Linked DNA regions of Homo sapiens: regions 2 and 3 are each linked to region 1. A link is a loop called in an ENCODE intact Hi-C map of the cell type or tissue named here. Cell type or tissue: PC-9. All regions are shown on one strand.

What was found. Peaks named below come from ENCODE experiments on the same cell type or tissue, not always from the same donor. Only the 100,000 strongest peaks of a DNase experiment are listed, where the experiment ranks them.
Region 2: it touches region 1 in a loop (2.6-fold over the local background); 1 of 110 quality-filtered maps calls a loop at or near these places.
Region 3: a loop joins it to region 1, with 4 times the contacts of the local background. A loop is called at or near these places in 1 of 110 quality-filtered maps.

What each region holds. Positions count from the first base shown.
Region 1 is chr3:185,316,153-185,318,652 of GRCh38, forward strand. It overlaps a transcript of MAP3K13 not described here. Among named protein-coding and RNA genes, the nearest start is that of MAP3K13, 46 kb to the right of the region's middle. In PC-9, a CTCF peak has its summit at 1,415; DNase peaks (open chromatin) are centred at 1,079, 1,729 and 2,219; H3K4me3 peaks cover 1,219 bases; H3K27ac peaks cover 2,500 bases.
Region 2 is chr3:185,544,205-185,546,704 of GRCh38, forward strand. All of the region lies in intron 1 of LIPH (lipase H), which reads right to left. Among named protein-coding and RNA genes, the nearest start is that of LIPH, 7.1 kb to the right of the region's middle. In PC-9, a CTCF peak has its summit at 1,047; DNase peaks (open chromatin) are centred at 877 and 1,307; H3K4me3 peaks cover 1,254 bases; H3K27ac peaks cover 2,500 bases.
Region 3 is chr3:185,558,061-185,560,560 of GRCh38, forward strand. No RefSeq gene overlaps it. Among named protein-coding and RNA genes, the nearest start is that of LIPH, 6.7 kb to the left of the region's middle. In PC-9, a CTCF peak has its summit at 1,153 (motif pointing left); DNase peaks (open chromatin) are centred at 521, 991, 1,221 and 2,401; H3K4me3 peaks cover 2,500 bases; H3K27ac peaks cover 2,500 bases.

The sequences.
Region 1 (2,500 bases):
AAATAAAAGAAGAGATGTTCTTGAAATTCCACTCCCCACCTCCTGGGATGCCAACATTTTTATTAATATCCTTTCAGACATCTCTCTATATTGCAATAACTTTTAAAGAAAGTGTTTGGGAAAGTAAAGGTTAGGAAATAGTTACAAATTCTTTATGTTAAATATTTTATTAATATCCAAAATAGCATCATCAAAAGTTCTTTTTTGGCTGGGTGGGGTGGCTCACACCATTAATCCCAACACTTTGGAAGGCTGAGGTGTGCAAGTCACTTGAGCCCAGGAGTTCAAGACCAGGCTGGGCAACATGGCGAAACCCCGTCTCTACAAAAAATACAAAAATTAGCTGGGTGTGGTGGCACATGCCTATAGTCCCAGCTACTTGGGAGGCTGAGGCAGGAGGTTCACTTAAGCCCGGGAGGTGGAAGTTGCAGTGAGCCAAGATCACACCATTACACTCCAGCCTGGGTGACAGACCTGTCTCAAAAAAGGAAAAAACAGTTTTTTTGTTTTGCTGACTAGATGGGAGTAGGGAGGTAGGAATGGAAGAGAGAAGTCCTTGGGAAAAAGCAATTTGATTATCTAGTCTTTTCTCTCCCTCTGTCCCCAACCACAACAATTTAATTCCAGTTTTATTTTAAAAATCAAGATTGCGGTTATATGTGGCATTAGTATCCCATCCTAAATTGGAGACGATAGGGATAGGAAACATTGTGAGCTTGGGCAGGAAGGACGATGACTGGGTTTTTAATTTGATCCTATAATTATTATGATGTCATGTTAATAGTTTAAACATTCTTGTTAAAAGACTTGTAATATTGAAAATATTCCAGCCACTGTTATAAAATAGTGTATTGAAATATTCTAGGAAAAATATTAAAAAGCAGTGCTTCCTTTGCTGGATTTCCCTGATACTCCACTCTTTCTCCATTCACTCTTGTGTGCCCTTCATGTCAACTTCTGAAACACCAATATGTTCTGTAGAAACTCAGATTATGAAATCTGAGTTACGTTTTTTCAGCCCTGAAAACAGCTTTGGAGAGGAAGCTAGATGACTAGGCTAAAATTCCAGAGCAATCTTTATTGTTCTTTCGCCTTCTGAAAATGGGGGAGAGAAGTGCCAAGGGTGAAACTAGAGGTGTGGCCAGGTCGGGGAAATATTTTGTTTCTGCTCTAAATTGTCCTTCCTGTTGCCTATGACTGGAATGATCTTCAGTGCTTTAGGGTTAGTTTCATACTTGGCTCATGCTGGAAAGGAAAGGTTTCCTGAAGCCTTTTCATAGTTTATCTGAAGTGATTTCTGTCAGTGAAAATAGGTATCTTAGAAATTCTAAAGTAAAACAAAAATGATAAATGCTTTATATTATCTAGACTTTTAGGTAGTTATACTAAGGTCACAGGAATTACGTATGGACTCAGATTCTAACTTTAGCATGATATATTAAATGTCTGACAGACTTGAAAATAGACCTGTCTTTGAATAACTTAAAGCCATATCAAGAGTAAATTTCTTGAAGTGGGTAAACGTGAAGTTTTCTATGTATAATTGACCCTACATCGTGATAATGTCAAATATATTTATACTTGATCTCTTCTTAAATGGCCTAAGTGGGGAAGGGAAACCTTTCATTTTGTGTAAAGTTTATTGATTCATCTGTGGTGTAACATTCAAGTTCAAGGTATTGAGACAGATACTACTTGGCATACCATTCTAATGCCACTTACAAAAGTGGTTTCTATTTGAAAGTTCCAAATAGATACTCCAGAACTGACAGGGGAATTCCAGCAAGGTCATTCACCCATTAAAACTTTAAAGAAAAAAAAAAAAGCGAAGGAAAAAAATTGCCTTTGTGTAAACATTAACCTATCTGCTTTTAAGTGGTTCTTTTTGTTTAATTTTTTTAATATTAAAGGGAGAGTTCAAACTGGTTTTTTAAATATTTCAAATCACAAATAATAAATTTAATTAATTTAGAAGTTAAGTTTATACCTTTGTGGTTTATTATATCTCTTCTGGGTTGGCAAAATATCCAATGCTTTAAAAAAAATGGCTTCCCATTGTGCAGCCCACAAAATACAAGAGACAGAGTACAGGCAGGAAGGAATTCTTAAAGCGTCTGTGGTATGTTATCCTTGGTAGTTATATCAGTTGAAACATACCAAGTTCTTGCTCTTGCAGCTTTATAAACCTGCCTGACAGACAGTCATTTGACTAAGCAAACATTGCTGGAAATACATGATGAATTAAAGTATTGTCATTCTGTAAATGTCTTTTGTGAGGTCTAGATACACAGTGAAATGTTGACTGTTTAGAAAATAGCAAAAGCAGTTATTCATCCCTAGGCTGGCAGTTTATTCAGTCCTGAATCTTGAAATTCATATTTCATTTAATGTTAAAATTCTCACATATGGTGCCTCATAAAATGATAGCACATTGAATTTAGTTTTAATTTTAATTATGTTGGTAGCTTTCAAATCTTTTTTGTTGGAGTTGTGTGAGTCT
Region 2 (2,500 bases), 230 kb after region 1:
GTATCTGGGAATAAATTCCTTAGCCTAAATAATGACCTGGCTTTGAACCATACTCTTTCCTTCAGGAAAAATCAATATTCTACTATTTTCTTGTACTGAATTCTACCCTGGAGAATGGAGAATTTTCCTCTGTTGTTTTTTTTTGTTTTGTTTTGTTTTGTTTTTTGAGATGGAGTTTCGCTCTTGTCACCCAGGCTGAAGTGCAATGGTGTGATCTCCGCTCACTGCAAACTCTGCCTCCCAAGTTCAAGTGATTCTCCTGCCTCAACCTCCCCAAGTAGCTAGGATTACAGGCGCCCACCACCACACCTGGCTAATTTTTGTATTTTTAGTAGATATGGCTTTTCGCCATGTTGGCCAGGCTGGTCTTGAACTCCTGACCTCAGGTGATCCTCCTGCCTCAGCTGCCCAAGGTGCTGGGATTACAGGCATGAGTTACTGAGCCTGGGCGAGAATTTTCTCCTTTTTATGTCACTTGCATTTTTTCTGCAACATACCTGAAGCATTATTTCCTTTTTCCAGAAAAACTCCCCACTGATGTAGAAGCTCCAGGATAATTCATCTGTTCCACCCGTTGTATTCTCAGTGCCAAGAACAGGGCCTGGTTCAGAGTTAGCATCAATAAATGTTGCTTGAACAAATGAATATCAACCTGCTAGCATGTTCTGCAGACATCAGATCCTCCAAAGTGTTGGGATTACAGGTGCAAGCCACCACACCCGGCCTCATTCTTTAAATATTCATTTCTGTTGGTATTTCTAAAGGCATCAGATACTTGTATGCCTTCAGAAAGCAAAATCCTTTTGAGTTATGTTATTGTTATGGTACAAAGTCAAGGTTGTTCAGAGGTAGAGCAACAGAGCACATATAACCAGTGACCACAGAACATGTTAAACTGGTTTTTAAAGCTTAACTTCTTCTATTTGAGTTTATCTGAAACAGGAGAAATTTTGCCTGTCCTTTTCAGACTACTCTGAAATTCAATTACTCTGAAATGCCATTTCCTGTTGACAGTTGGAAAATTACAGTTGGATGAGTGGTGTTTCCAATATCCTTTGATAAGGAATTCAGACTCCTATTTAGAGCAGGCATGATTATCATGTATTCCCTTCTATCTCTTAAAAGAAAAGAAACATATCCAAGTAGGATACCAGGGCAATCTCACTGTAACTTCTTTAGCATAATTGTGCCTGAGATGTTTTCTTGCAATTTAATGCATGGTCGCCTGCAGGTCAAACCTGGTCATGCCCATTTATATATTGTCCACGGCTACTTTCCTGCTCTAAAGGCAGAGCTGAATGGCTATGACTAATGGCCCATAAAGCTGAAAATATTTACTCTCTGGCTCTTTACAGAAAATGTTTGCCAACCCTAGTCTAATGTCCTAAATACAAATACAGGCCAAGTGCGGGTGGCTCACACCTGTAATCCCAGCACTTTGGGAGGGTCCCTTGACGTGAGGAGTGGGAGACCACCCTGGGCAACATAGTGAGATCCCATCTCCATAAAACAAAAAAACAAAAAAACACGTCTTTGGAAACAGCATGAGTTTTGGAGTCAGACCTAGGTTTGATGTCCAACTCCACTGCCTATTAGCTATGTGACCCCTGGTAATTAATTGCCTAACCTCTCTGGGCCTCAGCTTTGCATCTGTAAAATAATCATAATAGGCCAGGCACAGTGGCTTACGCCTGTAATCCCAGCACTTTGGGAGGCTGACGCAGGCAGATCACCTGAGGTCAGGAGTTTGAGACCAGCCTGGCCTACATGGTGAAACCCCATCTCTACTAAAAATACAAAAAAAAAAAAAAATTAGCTGGGTGTGGTGGCACATGCCTGTAATCCCAGCTACTTGGGAGGCTGAGGCAGGAGGATTTCTTGAACCCAGGAGGCAGAGTTTGCAGTGAGTCGAGACCCAGCCACTGCACTCCAGGCTGGGTGACAGAGTGAGACTCTGTCTCAAAAATAAATAAATAAAAATAAATAAAAATACAAAAATTAGCCGGGTGTGGTAGCGCACACCTGTAATCCCAGCTACTCGGGAGGCTGAGGCAGGAGAATCGCTCGAACCCAGCAGGTGGCAGTTGTGGTGGGCCAGGATTGTGCCACTGCACTCTTAGCCTGGACGACAGAGTAAGACTCCGTCTCAAAAAAAAAAAAAAAAAAAATTCTAAAGCTGGGCATGGTGGTGCAGGCCTATATAGTCCCAGCTACTTGGGAGGCTGAGGCAGGAAAACCACTTGAGTCCAGGGTTCAAAGCCTGCCTGGGCAATATGGCAACACCCATCTCTTTAAAAAAAAAAAAAATTTCCCACTGGGTGCTGTGGCTCACGCCTGTAATCCCAACACTTTTGGAGGCCAAGGTAGGAGGATCACTTGAGCCCAAGAGTTCGAGACCCGCCTGGAACAATAAGGTGAGACCCTGTCTCTAGAAAAAATCAAAAAGTTAGCTGGGCGTGGTTGCACATGCTGGTGGTCCCAGCTACACTGAGCCTGTGGC
Region 3 (2,500 bases), 240 kb after region 1:
ACACACACAAATTAGCTGGGCATCGTGGCAGGCGCCTGTAATCCCAGCTACTCGGGAGGCTGAGGCAGGAGAATCGCTTGAACCCGGGAGGTGGAGGTTGCAGTGAACCGAGATTGCGCCACTGCATTCCAGTCTGCACAACAGAGCAAGACTCAGTCTCAAAAAAAAAAAAAAAGAACTTTTCCACAATTTTAAAAGATGAGTCAACTCATAATCATTTGAAATAATTTATTCAAAAGTATTCTAAGAAAAAGCATTTCTTCATTTCCAATCAGTTAATTACTATTTTCTCAATTCTATGACCTCCTGATTACAACTCAAGAATACCACAGTTTTCCTAGTTTCCAATCTAGAAACCTATGGGTTTTTCTTCTTCTTTATTAAACCTAGAAGTCACTTGCTACAGAGAACATATTTAAAAGGTACAGGCAAGCTTCCAAACGCATGGACAGGAAAAACAGGTATGAAGTGTAATGGAACTAAGGGGTGGAGATTTTATAACTCTCATTTGTTTCAACAGCCAAGAAAGGTGACCTACGTCCCCACCCGCCCAGGTCTAGGGCTCCAAGCTGGTATATGACTCACTATAACACCCTTTGGTCTTCCCTTCCACATCAGTGACCCTGCCATTTCTCACTTGCAGTCCAAGTTTGGAAAGATAAGTGGGTTTCTTCAATTCATATCCTGCAAAGAGATAAGGGTAACTTTCCCCAATTCCATTTATTTGTTTCATTTCATCATTCCCTCATTTATGGAACATTTCTGGAGCTCTCAGTACAAGAAATAAGGAAGAAATAGAACATGCTCCTTCCCTCAAGAAGATAGACACATTAACAATGAAAATGGTAATAATAATGCTAATATAGGCCAGCATGGTGGCTCATGCCTGTGATGCCAACTGTGGGGGGCGCAAGGCAACATAGTCAAGCTTATGTACAAGGCATTTGAGGTCGGGGCATGGAAAAATACTGAGGCGCTGTGTGTATGTTATTTGTGCATGAGAATGAAACTCGACCCTGAAAACAGGACAGGGAGTGGAGTGTGTGGTGTGATAAGGAACGCTGAAAACAGCCTCCTGAGAATGCAGTTTGAGTGCTTTTACAAGGCCACAGGTGCCTCACGACCCGACCTCAAAAACGCCATCTAGTGGATGTTTGTGGTTTAACAAGCCCTTTCAATAAATACTTGGCGGACGGATGCCGGGGCGGACTCTCTTAGAAGAGCTACCCCGCAATGCCGGGCGCGGTGGCTCACGCCTGTAATCCTAGCACTTTGGGAGACGGAGAGGGGTGGATCACGATTCAAGACCAGCCTGGTCAAGATGATGAAACCCCGTCTCTACTAAAAATACAAAAAAATTAGCCGGGCGTGGTGGCAGGTGCCTGTAATCCCAGCTACTCGGGAGGCTGAGGCAGAGAATTGCTTGAACCCAGGAGGCAGAGGTTGCAGTGAGCCGAGATCATGCCACTGCACTCCAGCCTGGGCAACAGAGCGACTCCGTCTCAAAAAAAAAAAAAAAAAAAGAAGAGCCACCCCCCATTCTAACTGGCGTGAGATGGTATCTCATCGTGGTTTTGATTTGCATTTCTCTAATGACCAGTGATGATCTTTTCTCGTGTCTGTTGGCTGCATAAATGTCTTCTTTTGAGAAGCGTCTGTTCACACATCGGGGCCTGTGGTGGAGTGGGGGGCTAGGGGAGGGATAACATTAGGAGAAATACCTAATGTAGGTGACGGGTTGATGGGTGCAGCAAACCAGGGCACGTGTATACCTGTGTAACAAAACTGCACGTTCTGCACATGTAACCCAAAACTTAAAGTATAGTTAAAAAATAAATAAGAGCTGCCCCCCGCCCCGCTCAGCTGGAATTGTCTGAGAACCCATTTCGTGGCATTCATTGTAAACTATAAGCTCTGCAAGTGGTGTCCCCGACATGATCGCCTTAAAGTTACGTGTGAAGGAGGAGAGCTCATCAATTTTCGGTGAATCTCCACCTGAAAAGAATTCAGAAGATTTAAAGGGAGAGATTCCTGACTCCTATCAGGAGGACACGACCCACACGTAAAATATCAGGTGTTGAGTTATCATGGGTCAGGAAATGACCAAAGAACAGAAAGTTTTTTTTGTTTGTTTGTTTGTTTTGATATGGAGTCTCGCTCTGCCGCCCAGGCTGGAGTGCAGTGGCGCGATCTCCGCTCACTGCAAGCTCCGCCTCCCGGGTTCACACCATTCTCCTGCCTCAGCCTCCCGAGTAGCTGGGACTACAGGCGCCTGCCAGCCTAGTAGAGACGGGGTTTCACCGCGTTAGCCAGAGTGATCTCGACCTCCCGACCTCGTGATCCGCCCGCCTCCGCCTCCCAAAGTGCTGGGATTACAGGTGTGAACCACTGCGCCCGGCCCAGAAAGTATTTTTAAAACAGTGCAACAGCTATTTAAGGCTGTCCAGTGCACTGTAGAGCCTGGAGCTCTACACAAGCTCATGCTTTTAATTCGGCAGGA